Regions from separate parts of the Mus musculus genome. Here region 2 is linked to region 1. Evidence: chromatin loops called from intact Hi-C (ENCODE). Cell type or tissue: heart. All regions are shown on one strand.

Evidence for each region. Hi-C counts contacts between places; a loop is a spot of excess contacts. Peaks named below come from ENCODE experiments on the same cell type or tissue, not always from the same donor. Only the 100,000 strongest peaks of a DNase experiment are listed, where the experiment ranks them.
Region 2: it touches region 1 in a loop (1.8-fold over the local background); 3 of 42 quality-filtered maps call a loop at or near these places.

What each region holds. Positions count from the first base shown.
Region 1 is chr11:61,315,844-61,323,843 of GRCm38, reverse strand. All of the region lies in intron 8 of Slc47a2 (solute carrier family 47, member 2), which reads left to right. Among named protein-coding and RNA genes, the nearest start is that of Gm25929, 15 kb to the left of the region's middle. In heart, no CTCF peak of the experiment used is centred here; a DNase peak (open chromatin) is centred at 4,143; H3K4me3 peaks cover 729 bases; H3K27ac peaks cover 1,996 bases.
Region 2 is chr11:61,243,736-61,251,735 of GRCm38, reverse strand. It overlaps Aldh3a2 (aldehyde dehydrogenase family 3, subfamily A2), which reads left to right. Exons shown (of 10, transcript NM_007437.5): 8 at 694-793; 9 at 2,639-2,874; 10 at 5,415-6,984. The coding sequence ends at 5,426. Among named protein-coding and RNA genes, the nearest start is that of Aldh3a2, 19 kb to the left of the region's middle. In heart, no CTCF peak of the experiment used is centred here; no DNase peak of the experiment used is centred here.

The DNA.
Region 1 (8,000 bases):
ACCAGAGGAAGTCAGGACAGGAACTCAAGCAGGGCAGGATCCAGGAGGCAGGAGCTGATGCAGAGGACACGATACTCTCCATGGCTTGCTTGCTCAGCCTGCTTTCTTATAGAATCCGGGATGGCCTTCCCAGGGGTGGCCCCACCCACAATGGGCTGCATCCTCTCCCAGTGATCACTAATTGAGAAAAATGCCTTACAGCTGGATCTCATGGAGGCATGTCCTCAAGGAAGGCTCCTTCCTCTCTCTATGACTCTATGACACAAAGCCAGGCAGTACCTGGACGCTTTGACAGTCCTGATTGCTCAGGTCCAAGACCATGGAGACCTTCTATATGCATGTCCTCAGTCTCTTTCCCCTGAGCTAAAGCTCCCACTGTAGCCACCACTGGCTCCTTGCTTAGACTCCTAAGTACCCTCTTCTTATGATGTTAAAAGTGGGATTTATTCTCTCCCATCTTCCTGTCCCCAGTACTGATGGCTGAGCCCAGGGTCTTCTGATTTTTTTTCCACCCATGTTTTATTAGTGTATAATTTACACAAATAATGGGCATCAGCTGGGCAGTGGTGCTGCACACTTTAATCCCAGCGTTCAGGAGACAAAGGCAGATGTGAGTTCCAGGCCAGCCTGGTCTACAGAGCAAGTTCCAGGATGGCCGAGGCTACACAGAGAAACCCTGTCTTGAAAAAAACAAAACAAAAAATGCATTTCGTTATGAATTTTTTTATATTTGTGTATGTACCTTGTTTACTTGTGTATGGTGTGTCTTCTTGTATCTGTTGAGACCTATTTGGTGACCAGTTATAAGGTCAGTTTTGGAGAAGGTACCGTGAGGTGCTGAGAAGAGGGTATATTCTTTTGCTTTAGGATGAAATGTTCTATAAATAGCTGTTAGATCTGAGAGGTCCCATTTATGCTGATCCCATACCATGGCTCATGTTAGCATCATGAGAATCATAAGTTTGGAGGTCTCTGCTGTAAAATGACTCGGTTGCCTTCAGGCGAGCCTAGGAGTGGTATAGCCAGATCATATACGTGCCATCCTATGTTTGGGAGTTTGAGGCCCTACCATACTGCCTTGCAGTTCCTGTCAGCAGGATATAAAGTTTCTTTCCCTTGGATTCTCGCTGGCAGTTGACAGTTGCTTGTTTTCTTAATGATAGCCATTATGATTGGCACACGGTAAATCTCTGTGTACTTTCCATTTTTGTTTCCCTGGCCTCTGGGGTTGTCCCAAATTTTCATACATTTGCTGGTCATATTCTTATTTGAAGCTACTCAATTCACTTACCCACTAATTGGCTGAATTAATCGCTCTTAGCCTTTTATCTTATGAACTCTGGATATTTGCCCACTATCAGAAGAATAGCTTGTAGAGATTTTTAAATCCTATTTCATAGGTGGTCTGTCCATTCTGGTGGTCATTTCCTCTGCTGTGCCAGGGCCTTTCAATTCTGTACAACTCAATTACCAATCTCTGCTCTTCTTTCTTGAGCTATTTGAGTTATTTTTATAAAGTCCTTGTCTGAGCTGACTCTTGAAGTCTTTCTCTATAAAGATTTCAGAGTGTCAGGTCTTACATGAAGGCCTTTTATGCATTTTCAATAGGTTTTTGTTGCGTTTTAGTCTTCTACTTGTGAAGATTGGTCCCTCCCCCAACACACCTCTTATTACCCAAAACAAGTGTAATTTACATATTCATGTTTTAAAACAAAATGAATCTGTTAAGAGTGCCTAAAATAAGAACACACTTAGTTCCCTGCTTTTCTTCTAGCCTGCCATTTGCTTCTGTTTTACTTTTAAAGCTGACAGAGGTAGATGAACATTGAGAGAATCTTGGTGTTGCTCTGCCAGACTCCACATCCACATACTGGTACTGTTCGCTAATTCCCTCTCGGCTCACAATTCTTAGTCATTTCAGAGTTTTTCCCAAGTCAAAATTAAGAAAATGATTTTGATTTTTAACAGCTTCACTGAAATATAATTTGTCTACTGTAAAATAGACTCATTTGGAATTATTTTCACTGGTGTATAGGCTCACATTAATATGGTCTAGATTTAAAATGTTTCCATAACAGAACTGACTCCTCCGGACAGTTTGGAGTTAATTTTCTCCCCAGCCTCAGCCTGGGTAGATGTCAGTCTTAGTCTCTAGGCTGGCCTTTTCTGGATGATTTCAGTTGTTTTCTGCCAGCTACCTGGTTATGTTGGTAACTGCCAACAATTATACACTGTGCCTTTAATAGATGTTATTAGCTGCTTTTCTCAGTGGCGTGACCAGATAACTGATGAGAAGCAACTTAATGTGGGAGGGATTTGTTTCAGCTAGTTGTTTGTGAGGAGATAGTCTATCATGTGCATGTGGGGGCTTGGGGACGGGGAGTGACAGCATCAGGGTGAGGTGGCTGGTCACATTGCATGGGCTGTCAGGAAGTGGGGGAAGAGAACCGTGGTGCTCACTGGCTTTCTTCTTAACTGGAAAGACACACTTTGTAACTGGGATGTGAGCTGTACAAAAGCAGAGCATTTGAGCTTCTGGCTCGTCGGTGACTTTTCATTCAATGGCTCTAATCTGCTGTGATGATTCTCCACCGAATCATCGATCACACTGTGAGTCTCAAACATCCTTAGGCTCTAGCTGTATTCGTGCCAGCCATGGTGCATTCCAAAATAAGTTCAGGAAAAAGGAACCTGCCCAGCCTAGCTTAGCCATTGAAGGTTTACATAGCGGCATGCATAACTGGAATCCACGAGGAGGTGTTTTGCTATCAGAGCCCAGGGGGAAGTGAGCCAAGACAGTTGGAGAAACAACTGCATTGCTCACTGTAGTGTGTCCAGCACACAGGTTTCTTACCTCTGTCATGTATGACACACCTTGTCTTCCCCTCTCCTGAGCCTTATATGGTGTGTGTCTGTCTGTCTGTCTGTCTGTCTGTCTGTCTGACTGTGTATCTGTGTATACATATGAACACATGTTCAGAGGCCAGAGAAGGGCATTAGAGGTCCTGCTCCCCTACTCTCTGCATTATTTCATTGAGGCAGGGTCTGCCATTGAACCTGGAGCCAGCTAGCAAGCCCCAGCAGCCTTCCCAACTCTACCCCTCATAGCATCAGGGTTACAGGTACATGCAGCCACACCTGGCCTTTTAGCCGGGGATTAGAACTCAGGCCCTCAAGCTTGCATAGCAAGTACACTTACATATTGAACTATCTCCCCATCCCCTGATGTCCTAAACCTTCATCTTATTCAGTTTCAGATTCATTTGTTCCTAATTTCAGCAATTATATTTTAATTTCTAAATATTTTGTGTTTCTTTTTTATATCTGTCCATCCTTATTTTAAAAGTTCTCGCCTTTAAATATTTTAAAAAGATCCTCTAATAAACATTTTAATCAATTCTGTGAAAGTTTCATATGTTGTATTTTGATCACATTTACTCCTAACCCTTCCCTTTGACTCTCCCCACCCACTCTCACTTTCTATCTTCAATTTCATGTCTTTTTTTTTTTTAAATGGCTTATTGTCCCCAGTCTGTGCTGTCTGTGTACTTCTGGGTGTGGGACCATACACTGGAGCTGGAGCACGGCCAAGCTACCAGGAGCCACACACCCTTAAAGAAACTGACACTTCCTCCCCAAGAATCTATCAGCCATCCATAGCTCCTTTGCTGTGGGTGGGGGCTCATGTAATCCTTCCCCCTTTCATGCTAGAACACTGACTGGCTATCTTTTCAGATCATGTGCAGGCAGCCACAGCTGCTGTTGAGTTCATGAGTGCAGTGTCAGATGACACTGTCTCCCTCCAGTCCTCCCTACCCTTTTGCTCTTAGGATTTATACGTAAAGAGATGAGCTTAGAGGCACTTTTATACTATGTCCCTGTAATACAAGAATAATAGTAGACTTACTCTGGCCATGGGTTCTGAGGAATGGCTGAGCCCCATGAGCCTGTCCTCCATCCACGACTGGATATTTGCAAGCTCAGTCTTGCCCAGGTCATGTGCAGACAACTATAGCTACTGAGCTCATGAGAATGGTAGCCATGCTGTGTCTGGGAGACGGTGTTTCACAGCCCTCTTCCCTGTAACCTGACTCTTGTATTCTTCCCACTGTCTCTTGCACTATATCCTCTGCACCCTGGAGGTGGTGACAGGGCTGTCCCCGTTAAGGGATGAACAATCACTTATTATTCAACAATCACTTATTCTCGGCAACTGGCCCAGCTTGAGTTTCTGCATTTACTGCCTTTCTCTGTGAAGAGAGGCTTCTCTGACCAAGGCTGAGCATGGCACCAGTCTAGGGTGTATGCTCACGTACTTAGGAGACAGTTCAACGACGCTTACACTTAATCAAACAGAAGCAGTTTAGGTTTATCACTAGAGACTCTGACCTCCCCAGCATTGGACCTTTGACCAAGTCCACAGTACAAAGCATGAACTGCCTCCTGAGAAGTGGGTCCTAGGTCCAACCAGAATGCAGCCAGGACGAGATTGCGTCCCTGGGGTCGTCTTAGCTGGCATGTTGGTATTGTAACATGGAAGGTGTGCAGCTGAGTAAGACATTGATGACATCTCTCTCCCAGCGTCCTGCGCAGCAGCTTTCACCAGTGAAAGCTAGACAGCAGGGAGGCAGCAGCATCCCACTCATTGTCCTGCACCCAAAGGCTGCTCTTACTATCTATCCCTTCCCTCTGTAGAACTGGCATTCCCCAGACATTATTCCCAGTCCTCTCTTGAGAGACAGCTACTGTCTGCAATAACGTTCCTACCCAGAGATGAATACTCTGTAAGAACAACATACTAACAACCACCTGTACAGCCATCATGCTGTAAGTACCAATTGTTTTGGAGTCTGTAAGGAGGCTGGTGGAACTTTTTGTGCTAATAGAGTTGTTCCTTTGCACCACTGTGAATGAAATAGCTAAGTTAATGAAATGGATTAAATGGAAAGATGAAGGAGAAACAGTCTAGGTGGATAGAGGGGAAGGATTTATGGGTTTTGTTTTTTGTTTGGTTGGATTTGGCTTCTTTTGGTGTAGAAAGAATGGGAGGGTAAATCGTCGGCTCAGCAAGTAAAAGCGGCTCCTCACAAACCCGACTCCCTGAGTTCATCTCCGGAACCTAACATGAAAGGAGAGAGAGAATTTCTGAAAGTTGCCCTTTGATCTCCACATGTGTGCTGTGGCATGCTTGCACACAGACACACATATACACATGCATGCCTGCACACTCACACATACACTCTCTCACACACACTCACACACACACTCTCTCAGTCTCTCTCATACACACATACTCTCACACACAGAGACTCTCTCACATACTCATTCTCTCTCTCTCTCTCTCACACACACACATGTATGCCTGCACACTCACACATACACTCTCTCACACACACTCACACACTCACACACACACTCTCTCACTCTCTCTCATACACACATACTCTCACACACAGAGACTCTCTCACATACTCATTCTCTCTCTCTTTCTCTCTCTATCTCTCTCTCTCTCTCTCTCTCTCTCTCACACACACACACACACACACACACACACACACACACCATTTTAAGAAAGAAAGGTGAGAGGCTACCCTTACAGCATTCCAAAGAATCTAATAGATTCTGTTTTCACTCTCATTTGATTCTAGAGTTTTTTAACATTTCTTTCCTGATTTCTTCAATGACATCCCGTTCAAACTCCAGGTCTTTGTATATTTTCCATTGTTTCTCTTAGTAATGACTTTTAGTTTGTTTCCATTATCTGATGGTAGAAAAGAAGTTATTTTATTTTATTTGATAAGACTTTTTTTTTCAGAATGAGATGTGGTCTATTTTAGAGAAAGTTTCATGTTGAATGTGTACTCCATGGCTGTAAATAGCATGTTTCTCATGGGAGTGTGGTACGTCCACATGATCTACAGTATGTTTTAATGTGGAAGTTTCCCTTTTGGTGGTTTGTTTTATCTAGATGGTCTATCTATTTATGCGAGAAAAGTATTGAAATCATCCAAAACTACTGAATCTGATCTAATATGTCCTTGCTGTGCCTTACAGTACTTGTTTATGTAGTTGGGACCCCAGTGTTAATGCATAGGTTATATATCATATACTCTTAATGGACGGTCCCATTGGCAGCATTTGGTGCCTTCTTAATCCGTCTGTCTCTGCTTGAAGTCTGCTTCAGCTTCAGCTTCCATTTGGTTGGTGTTGTCATCCTCCACCCCTTTGCGTTCTGTGAGTGTGCATCTTTACCACTGAGGAGTGCTTCTCTTGGATAAGTTAAGCGTCGCTTTTAGTCCAATCGGATACTTTATATCTTTTAACTGAAGCGCGGAGACCATTCACACTCGGGGTTATTTATTGTTTGGAAGGTTTTGCTGATTCCTCTAATTTTTTCATGGTGGAGTTGGCTGTTTATTTTATTCATTTCCCCTTTTCCACGACCATCTTATTCGTGTATTCACATAAGGGCTGATGTCATTTTGAATGGGACATAATTATTTCCCAGTCCTTCCTTGTTCATCTGTGCATCATAAAGTTATTCTCTGTGCTCTTGTGCATATGCTTGCTTTCCTCTCTCTTTTGTGTGTGGGATTCCTCTAAGTATCTTCTGCAGTGTTAGCTTTGTGCTTCCCTTAAAATAGCTTTACTTATCTAGTTTTTTGTTTTTTAAACAGAGAATCCCATGTATCCTAGGAAGCCTTGAACTTGATACATAGTAGAAAATGGCCTTGATTTTCTGATTCTCTTGCCTCCCTCCTCCTCCTCCTGATTGTTGGCAGGGGTCCCAGGGCCTGGGTTATGTGGTTCTGGGGACTGAGTTTTGCATTTTTGACAAGTCCTCTATTAACTGAGCTACATCCTCAGCCCTACTTCGTTGGTTTTAAAAGATAACCTTGCTTTATATTGTAAGCTTGCCTGACTTACTCGTGAGTGTTCTCTCTCTCTCTCTCTCTCTCTCTGTGTGTGTGTGTGTGTGTGTGTGTGAGTGTGTGAGTAAATCACTCTATACTTTCCTGAGTTGTAGGATCTGGGCTAGGTCAGATGTAATTCTGATTGGCTCGCCTTTACAAGGTGCTTTTTTTCCTTACAGATTTTAATATTTCTTTATTTTGTAGTCTTAGCAATTCCACTGTAGAGTATTGTGGGTTGATTCTTCTCAGGTCTCCCTATTTGGGGGTTCTAAGTGTAACTTGCTCTGAATGGCCACCTCTCTGCTCACATTTGGGACATTTTCTACCGTAACTTTATTGAACCTTTTATTTTTCTTTCTTCCATATGTTTGTGTGCGTGTTCAGATGTGCTTTGGCATAGTGTGAAAATGTCTGTGGAAGCCCAAGGCTGATGCTGAGAACATTCCTCATTCACTCTTGCATTTTCTTCTCCTGATGCAGGGTTTCTTGGACTTGGGGCTTGCTTATGTGGTTAGTCTTTGTCCTAGACAGTAACTATTGCTGTGATGAAACACCTTGACCAAAAATCAATGTGGGGAGTAAAGGGTCTATTTGACCTATGCTTCCGCATCACAGTTCATCATCAAAGGCAGTCAGGACAGGAACCTGGAGGCAGGAGCTGATGCAGAGGCCATGGAGGGGTGCTGTTTACTGGCTTGCTCCCCATGGCTTGCTCAACCTGCTTTCTTAGAGAATCCAGGACCACCTGGCCAGGAGTGGCCCCACCCACAATGCACTGGACCCTCCCCCATCAATCACTAGTTAAGAAAATGCCTTACAGGTCTCCCTTCCAAGGCATGGGCCCCAAGTTGGACCTATCATTGACTGGCTACTCCCACAAGTCCTGTGCCACCATTACCCTATTGCAGGCAGGGCAGATTGTAGGTCTAAGGTTTTGTGGCTGGTTTGGTGTCCCAGTCTCACTGCTGGGAGCCTTGTCTGGTTATAGAAGATGGTCAGTTCAGGCTTCATAACCCCTGTTACTAGAAGTCTTTGCTAGGTTACCCTTATAGACTCCAGGGAATTTTCATTTCGCTAGGTTTCTAC
Region 2 (8,000 bases), 72 kb after region 1:
GCCCACTGGCATCCCTTGTGCTGGTCATCATCACAGTTCACAGGTTCACTGCCGCATAAGACTCCCCCCAACCCCTGATTCCCTCACCTCCAACAGCCTGTTAGCATCCCATGGTACTGTGAAAGCTATTCAGGGCAGAACCCTTCTGGTCAGTACCAACTTCAGAGAAGTAACTATTTCTAAATTGTTGGTACTATGTTGGACTACAGAACTTGATGTTGACCAGTAAACAAAGGTTCAGAGCCACTCTTCATCTACAGCCTATGTGCTGGGGACCAAATGTGTTTCAGATTTCAGAATTCTTAAGGTACTGTGTACCCTAGGCTGGCCTTAAATTCATGCTTCTCCTGCGCCAGCTTCTCAGTTGCTGAGATACAAGCGTGTGCCACGCAGCTCGATTGCAGAATGTTTTCAGGTTTTGGAATATTTCCCTGTGAATTATGAGCTGATGGGACCTAGGTTTAAGCACAGACCCCTTCTGTGTTTCATGAGATGATGTATTCATAACCCGAAGATAATTTTATACAATATTTTTAGATTTTGACATGAACTTTGTGTCTCCCCAAACTTAAGAACTTGCACCAACACACAAAGCCAGAATGAATGTCCTTAGAGACCACAGTGAGTGCCTTCCAAGACACTGGAGTGATAGGACCTTAGGTCTGACCTGGGTGCCTTTGGTCTGTCCCTCAGCTCATCAAACGGGTGATAGATGAGACCTCCAGTGGTGGAGTCACCGGCAATGATGTCATCATGCACTTCACTGTTAATTCTCTGCCCTTTGGAGGTGTGGGTAAGTATGACTGTCTTCATTATTATTCTATTGCTGTCATGAGACACCGTGAGCAAGACAATCTAAAAGAGAAAACATTTAACTGAGGGCTTGCTTATAGTTTCAGATGGTTACTCTCCATCATCCTGACAGTTTCAGAGGGTTACTCTATCATCCTGACAGGGAGCATAGAGGAGGTAGACAGGCATAGAGCTGGAGCAGTTTGCAGAGAGCTCATATCTGCTCTGCAAGTTGCAGGCAAAGACACTCAGGTTCAGACTCGACCTGGAGTGGGCTTTTGAAACCTCAAAGCCCCAGTGGTATACCTCCAAAAAGGCCACACCCATTCCAACAAGGCCACACCTAATCCTACCCAAACAGTTCCACTAATAGGGACCAAACAGACCTAGGAGCTTATGAGAATGGCTTCCCAAGTCACCATAGCGACCTTCTCTGAATAGAAATGTGCCAGAAGCATGTTTCCCAGATTTCTTGTACGAGCTGTTGAAAGTTGGGTAGTGTTTATTGTGCATGTCCCTGGGACCGTGTCCTCCTCCGGCCACTCGGCTTAGGGTCATTTTCTGGTTGCTGCTCACCTGGCTTGCGGTCATTTCCTGATGGCCTGCGCAGTACCGTCTGTCCCGTCATACTCTGTCCTCATCGTCACTGACCACAGCTGTGATGACTTTTCTTCAACTCATTACTTCCCTTACTGACTAAGCTACCAGATCTTCCCAGCTTAAGGGCCAAGAATCAGGTTTCAGATTAATTAGCGAGATACCTGTATTTAAGTGCAGTACAGTGAGAGAAAGGTTTAGAATGCCAGAAACAGAATCCCTCTGTGTTCTACTGGAGTTGATGCTGAGGTGGGTAGTCAGTGCTACATGCACTAGCCCCCCAAGCCTCCATGGGGAAGGGCAGCCTTTCCTCGTGTGCTGCTTGATTTGAGGCGTGAGAGTCCCCCATTCTCTAAAGGATGGGCAAGGGGCATTTTGTTATTGGGGAAGCATTGTGGATGCAGTCTGGTCCTTTCCTCTGGGTCCTTCCTACCCTGGTAATGGCTTTTGCTGGCCCCTCTTCCCCTCCCTCAGTGTCCTCGGGTTTTCTCTCTGGTGTCATTGTCTCTCCAATGAATCAGTCTTGCTTTCTGACTGATCCCTTCCCACAAAACACTGGTGACTGAGCTGTGACCTGGCCCCAGCTAACTGTCCCCGGCTTCCAGGCAGCCTGCCTGCCTGCCTTCCGCCGTTGTCCATTGCCACTGCGCAGGACAGTTTCATCTGCAGTCTGTTGTGTGCATTGTGTATTATAGCGTGGCTTCCAAGAAGACAGAAGTTTTTCCTTGATTATTCTTATCTGGCCGCCTAACCTTGTTACCCCATTTTCAGTTGCTCTTCAAGAATTTAGAGGAAACAAGTGAGGGGAGCCATGGATAAATAAGGTCACGTGGACTGATGGGAAAACACACGTACAGCATTGAGCGTCAGATCAGACTAACCTTAGCTCACTTTTAGCTTCCTCGTTTAGCAGCCATGTGACCTTAGGCAGATCGGCTGGCTCTGGGTTAGAGGTTCAGACCACCACAGGGTTGTGGTGGGAGTCCCCAAAGAACACCCCGAAACACTTAGCACACTTCTGGTATAAAGGACAGCACAACCCCAGAGGGGCTGCAGATCCTGACCCTGCATCCTGCCTGAGAGGGCGGATGGTTGTGCTGGGAGCCAAGCTGGGAAAGGACTTCTGGGGGGAAAGTCCAAGAAGTTGAATGTCTCCCTCTCAGGCAGAGCACAGCCAGGCTTTCTCAGTCTGTGTTGAAGTGGGAAACCCCCACACTGAAATTCGTTTCTTCTCTTCCATTTATTTCAGGTGCCAGTGGAATGGGGGCGTATCATGGAAAATACAGTTTTGATACCTTTTCTCATCAGCGCCCCTGCTTGTTAAAAGGGTTAAAGGGGGAAAGCGTCAACAAGCTCAGGTACCCGCCCAACAGCGAGTCCAAGGTCAGCTGGGCCAAGTTCTTCCTGCTGAAGCAGTTCAACAAAGGAAGGCTGGGGATGCTGTTGTTTGTGTGCCTGGTTGCTGTTGCAGCTGTGATTGTCAAGGTGAGTCCCTCTCCTCCGGACAAACCAGTCCTTCTGACCCTTCCTATCTGGGCCAGGCTGCTGTAAGTCCATCTGTTATCCTGCCTGGTCCTTCCTCCTCGCCGGGGGCTGCTGTAGCTACATCAACCAGCTTCTAAAGTCTGTCAGATGGCCAGCTCCCTGTTTCTGTAAACACGGCATCTGCTGTCCTAGCTGCTTCTCGGCTGCAGTGTCAACCTTCAGTAGCTCTGAAGGCTGAACGTCCTATAAACTCAAAATGATTACAGGACTTTACCAACTTTTATGAGAGTCTAAGACACTGTGGAGCTTTCTGGAAGATTCTGAGCTGTCAGCTCTCTGCTCCTCTGGGTATTGATTGGTATTCTCTGTTCAATTTTAGTTTGTTCTGGAACGTGCGTGAAGTCGTCCTGGTGATACGGAATGGTGGTACTGGAAAGAAATAGGCAAGGGGTGTAGTTCTTATTAGGCATACTTTCCCTGATTGCCAGATAAAGTTTGTCTTGGGCCACAGGTCATCACAGAGGTGACATTGCAAAGAGGCCCTCGTGAGAGCCTCCTTTTCTGGGCAGCTGTCATCCCTGGGGTGAAGGAGGGAGTCTGTGGGAATGAATGTCAAGGTGGAGAGGGGAAAGGGTTTCCTCAGACAGCTAACTAGGACATGTGGGACAATGACTGTGAAAAGTGGCCGTGGATGAGAGGCATGACGGAACTGCCATGTTTATAGATGTGGTTAAAATGTGAAAAGTTGTTGTCTTACACTATCGCCACGCTGATGGATTGGTGATAACAGCTGCATTTGAAATCATTTGGGTTTTCTCAGAAATACCAAGCTCTGCCGAGGGGAAAAGCCCTGTTGGCTTCTCTGATAGTTCATAGACGGCGCTGGTCCAGTAAGCACTGACGGTCAGGCCCCAGCTGTCTGTTGAGAGTGAGGTAGGAGTTTCCTATTTTCCTTCTGTGTGTGAGGTGGGCCAGGCTAGGTTCTGTTTGGTTTTAGTTGTTTCTATTAGCTGACGGTTTGGGGTTACTGACAGAAGGTTTAACTTACTTACATATACTGGACCTTGGTCTGGAGCTAATCGGTGTTAAAACTTAATCTAGGCATCATTTTAAAGGGACATGGATGGGTCCTGGTAATCTGAGAGAAATGTATAAGAGTAGTGTCTAGGCTGAGTCTGGCAAAGCCTGCGTCCTGATTAAAAGTGAGTGGCCACATGTTGAGCTGCACCGCTGCCTCCGTCAGTCCGGGAGGATGCACCGTGCAGCGCCAGTCCACAGTCACTATCTGCATGTTTAATGTTTGTTTCATAATTTGAGAATATATATTTTTAAATCTCAGTTGTTTCATTTTTAATTAAAAATAAACCCCTTCAGCTTAGGGATTCACTGTGGCAGTTCGGGGCTTTCCCTCTTTTCCCTTTTTTGAGGCTGGAGATCTGGTTGGAGGTAGGCTTGGGTCTCTGGTCATTTCATTTGACATTGATCCCTTAGCCTAAGGTGCATACTATTGGTTGGGGTAGAATATCTCAGCCTCTGGGGTGACATAGAGGACCAGGCTGAGTTAGTGCTTCCCAGGCCTACCTTGTCCCCAAGAAGGCCCATCTAGCTATCAGTGCATCACACAAGGCAGCCTTGAGTTCCCGAAAGGGTGTGGCAGACAGGTCTTCCTTAGCCAGGGTCTTTAGTGGGAATGAGAGCATGCAGGCTTGATCCTTGGCTTGATTACAAAGTTAAGATTTTTGTCAAAGCTTCTACTTGGATCGTCCCTACAGAGTGTGGGGGAGTTTGCAATTTCCCAGGCCAATTTCAGCTTCTCCCATCTCCTTACTATCGGCCGATACATTCACTTCTTTTTTAACCTGGGATGGAGTCAGGTGGAGATCTGGCCTTTTCCCTTTGCTGCCTCTTTGCTCTCTTCTCTGACCTTTTATCCTGTTTGTATCAAAGCATATTTTATTCTAAACAGTGATTCAGAGTGTAGCTTGTGTTGCTCCTTTGGGTCTTTAAAAACATTCTAAAAACATTGATGCCGCTCTTGAACTTAGAAATAAGTTCCTTGCAAACTTTATATGCCCCAGTACAGGGGAACGCCAGGGCCAAAAAGGGGGAGTGGGTGGGTAGGGGATTGGGGGGGGGTATGGGGGACCTTTGGGATAGCATTGAAAATGTAAATGAGGAAAATACCTAATAAAAAAAATAAAAATAAAAATAAAAGAAAAAAAGAAAAAAAAAAGAAATAAGTTCCTCAGTTTTAGATGTCATGCCAATGCTTGGACTCCTACCACAGTGCCGGAATAGTGCACACTTCTGTAATGTCTGCTGCTTTGCACAGTGTGCAGTCTGCCCCCTCTGTCTTATTGTCATTATTGAGGAAAAGCATAATCCTTTATTTTCAGTTGAAGCGGCACTATGGCTTTTTAGGAACACATAGCTTTTTCTTTTTTTCTGTTATGAATTTAGTCTGGGCTTATGTTCTAAGGCTTGATGTGGGTGGGTTTTTTCATAACAGGATAACATGAATCCTTTTCTCCTCTCCTTAGGATCAGCTGTAATGACTTCCTTGTTGCCTCTCCTGAAGTATCACTCTACTAAATGGTTAACAAACCAATACTTTTAAAATTGTACCCAAACCAGGAAATTCACAGATGTACTGCAATCAAACCTAAGCTGTTGCCACAAACCACTAATGAAACTCAGTGTTTGAGCCAAATCTCCGCAATTGAGAGCAGTGCAAGTGCTGAGAGGATGTAGACTGGGCTGGGGCGAGAACATGTCACACTAGATCCCAGTCCACGATGATGAGTCAGGGAGACTCGATAACTGCTCCTTGGCCATTCATTTTCCTCCAGCCCATAGCTCTGCCCACTCCAGTGTCAAACACCGCCCAGGCTTTCCAGCTGACCTCTGTTATCTTGAGAGCTGAGGCTAGGTCCTCCCAGCTACTGTTAGGCATTGAGGTACTAAAACTGCAGGTGGGTATGTCCATCTCATCCATTGTGGCTTGAGACCGGCCTTCAGGAGTCCGCTCTCCATTTAAACATCCTTTCTTATTCATAGCGCACCACCCAAAGTCTGTGTGTTTGTGACAGTCTGTGGGGACTGTCCCAGTGCCTTTGTGATGACCTAAACTGCACTGAGTCTCTTGCCAAGAAGCAATGCTTTTTTTGTGAAGGCCACTCAGAGCATCTTGCAGTCACAGCTGTTCCTGAGCCTGAGGCCAGAAGATTCCCTAACCCAGGACTTTGAAGCCAACCTAGGCAACATGATGGGGACCCTCCCCATTCTTCATAAAAATCCCCTCAAGATCCTCAAGTTGAATGTTTTGTAGATCTTCAAGGATAAGCCTTCTGCTTATTCTCCTAGCACAATGCAAGGAAATTTTACTTTTTAAATCTTAGAGAGATTCCTACAGATCTATAAAGCATGGAGCCATTCCTGTAGTGAAGGGGGGGTTATTATACCCCAGGGCTTCAGAACTCACAGGACAGGGATTGCTGGAGAACACTGCGAGCTGTGGAGCACACTTAAGGGATGGGATGGTCAGAGGCGCTCCCGAGCAAGCGGGGCATCATTCTCCCTTAGATCCTAGTGTGGCTAAGCAGGGATGTGGCAGAGAGATCTGTGTGGATCTGGCTTCCTGCTGCTGGGGCCTGGCTGGGCCCAAAGCTCCAAGCCTCACTGCCTTCCTGGGGTCCTAATTAACTCGGCCTACTCAATGAGAACGTAACATGCTTATTGAATGTATAGCCGTGTTTGCTGAGTAACCTGTCCCACCGTTGAGGCTATCTGAAGTGTATTGTATGAAGGAAGTATCAAGAACAAATCATTGGCCCGTTATAGCAAATAGTTGCTTAAGTAGCAGTTGTCATAGACTAATCATAAAATATTTTGCACAAAATTTCAATGTTGAACTTGCACTTACTGTTGTTATAGTAAATTATAAATCACAGCTTCTAGCTAGGCCAAAATACTTACTCTACTGATCTTCAAAATAAATGTATTTCATAAATTATTGTGTGTTAATTTTGACCTCAGAAATGGAGATATGATGCAAAGTTCCTTTGTAAATCCATTTTTCCTTTCTATCCCTCAAGGATGTCGTTTGCTAACATTGGTTGTCATGCTTTTTTATTTGAAATTTTCTCAGACCTCACATTCTGTTCTGTGAGTATGTGATGGTCATTGTGCCATGTGTCACCACTGAGCCTAGAGCTGTGTCCACCAGTCACAGGCCCGAAAACAACCGAGAATTTGGATCAGCGCCATCTGCCATCCTGAGGCTGTGTGACCAGACAAGCTGGGCTTTACAGCTCTGCTCACACCGTAGCACCGCTGTAAAGGAGAGCACCACAGAGCAAGCACTTCTCAGTCTGAGACAGGTGAACTGAGGCAGAGGAGGGCTGCCTGGCCGGGCTTCCCACCTGTGGCCTCCAGGGTACCCAGAGCTGCCTAGCTAAGGGCTTGCTCACCCTTCTCACAGCTCCACAAAGACTGGTAGACAGCGCCAGGAAAGACTGGAATGTTATCAGTGCTTTTTGAAATTTTGTTTTATTTAAAATCCAATTTATATCCTGGAAAAAGACCAACCATCTCTGGACTCTCACTCTTCGGTTAGGCTAATGTTCCAAAGAACAGTCTGGGTCAGAGATGAGAAAGCCTGGTTGGTCACAGCATAACCATCACTCTGTGTAATTGAGTGTCACCAAAAGGTGCCAAGGAAGTGTGCAGGATCCTTCTGCACTTGATCACTTGTTCATGGAACGGGGGGTATATGCTGGTGACGGATGGATGCCTGGCTTTCTTTGTTTCTCACTTCCTATAGTGTCTAGAGGGCTCTAATGACAGTGGCCCAACTTGTGAGAAGATGCTACTCCTAGAGGAGCCCCCAGGTGGTGTTCCCATTTTCTCTGCTGGCTGGATGTGAAAGGATACCCCTGCCCGGAGTACATAACACTCAGCCTTGACCCCATCATGAAGTTAATTCTGGGGTAGCTGTCCTAAGCACTGCATAAACAGACTCCAGAGTACAGGGACAGGGAAATCGCACAGCAGGAAGTCCAGGTTACAGTGAGCTGCATTGGCTGGGCCTCAGGAGAGAAAATGCATGGCAGAATAGTATCATCCAG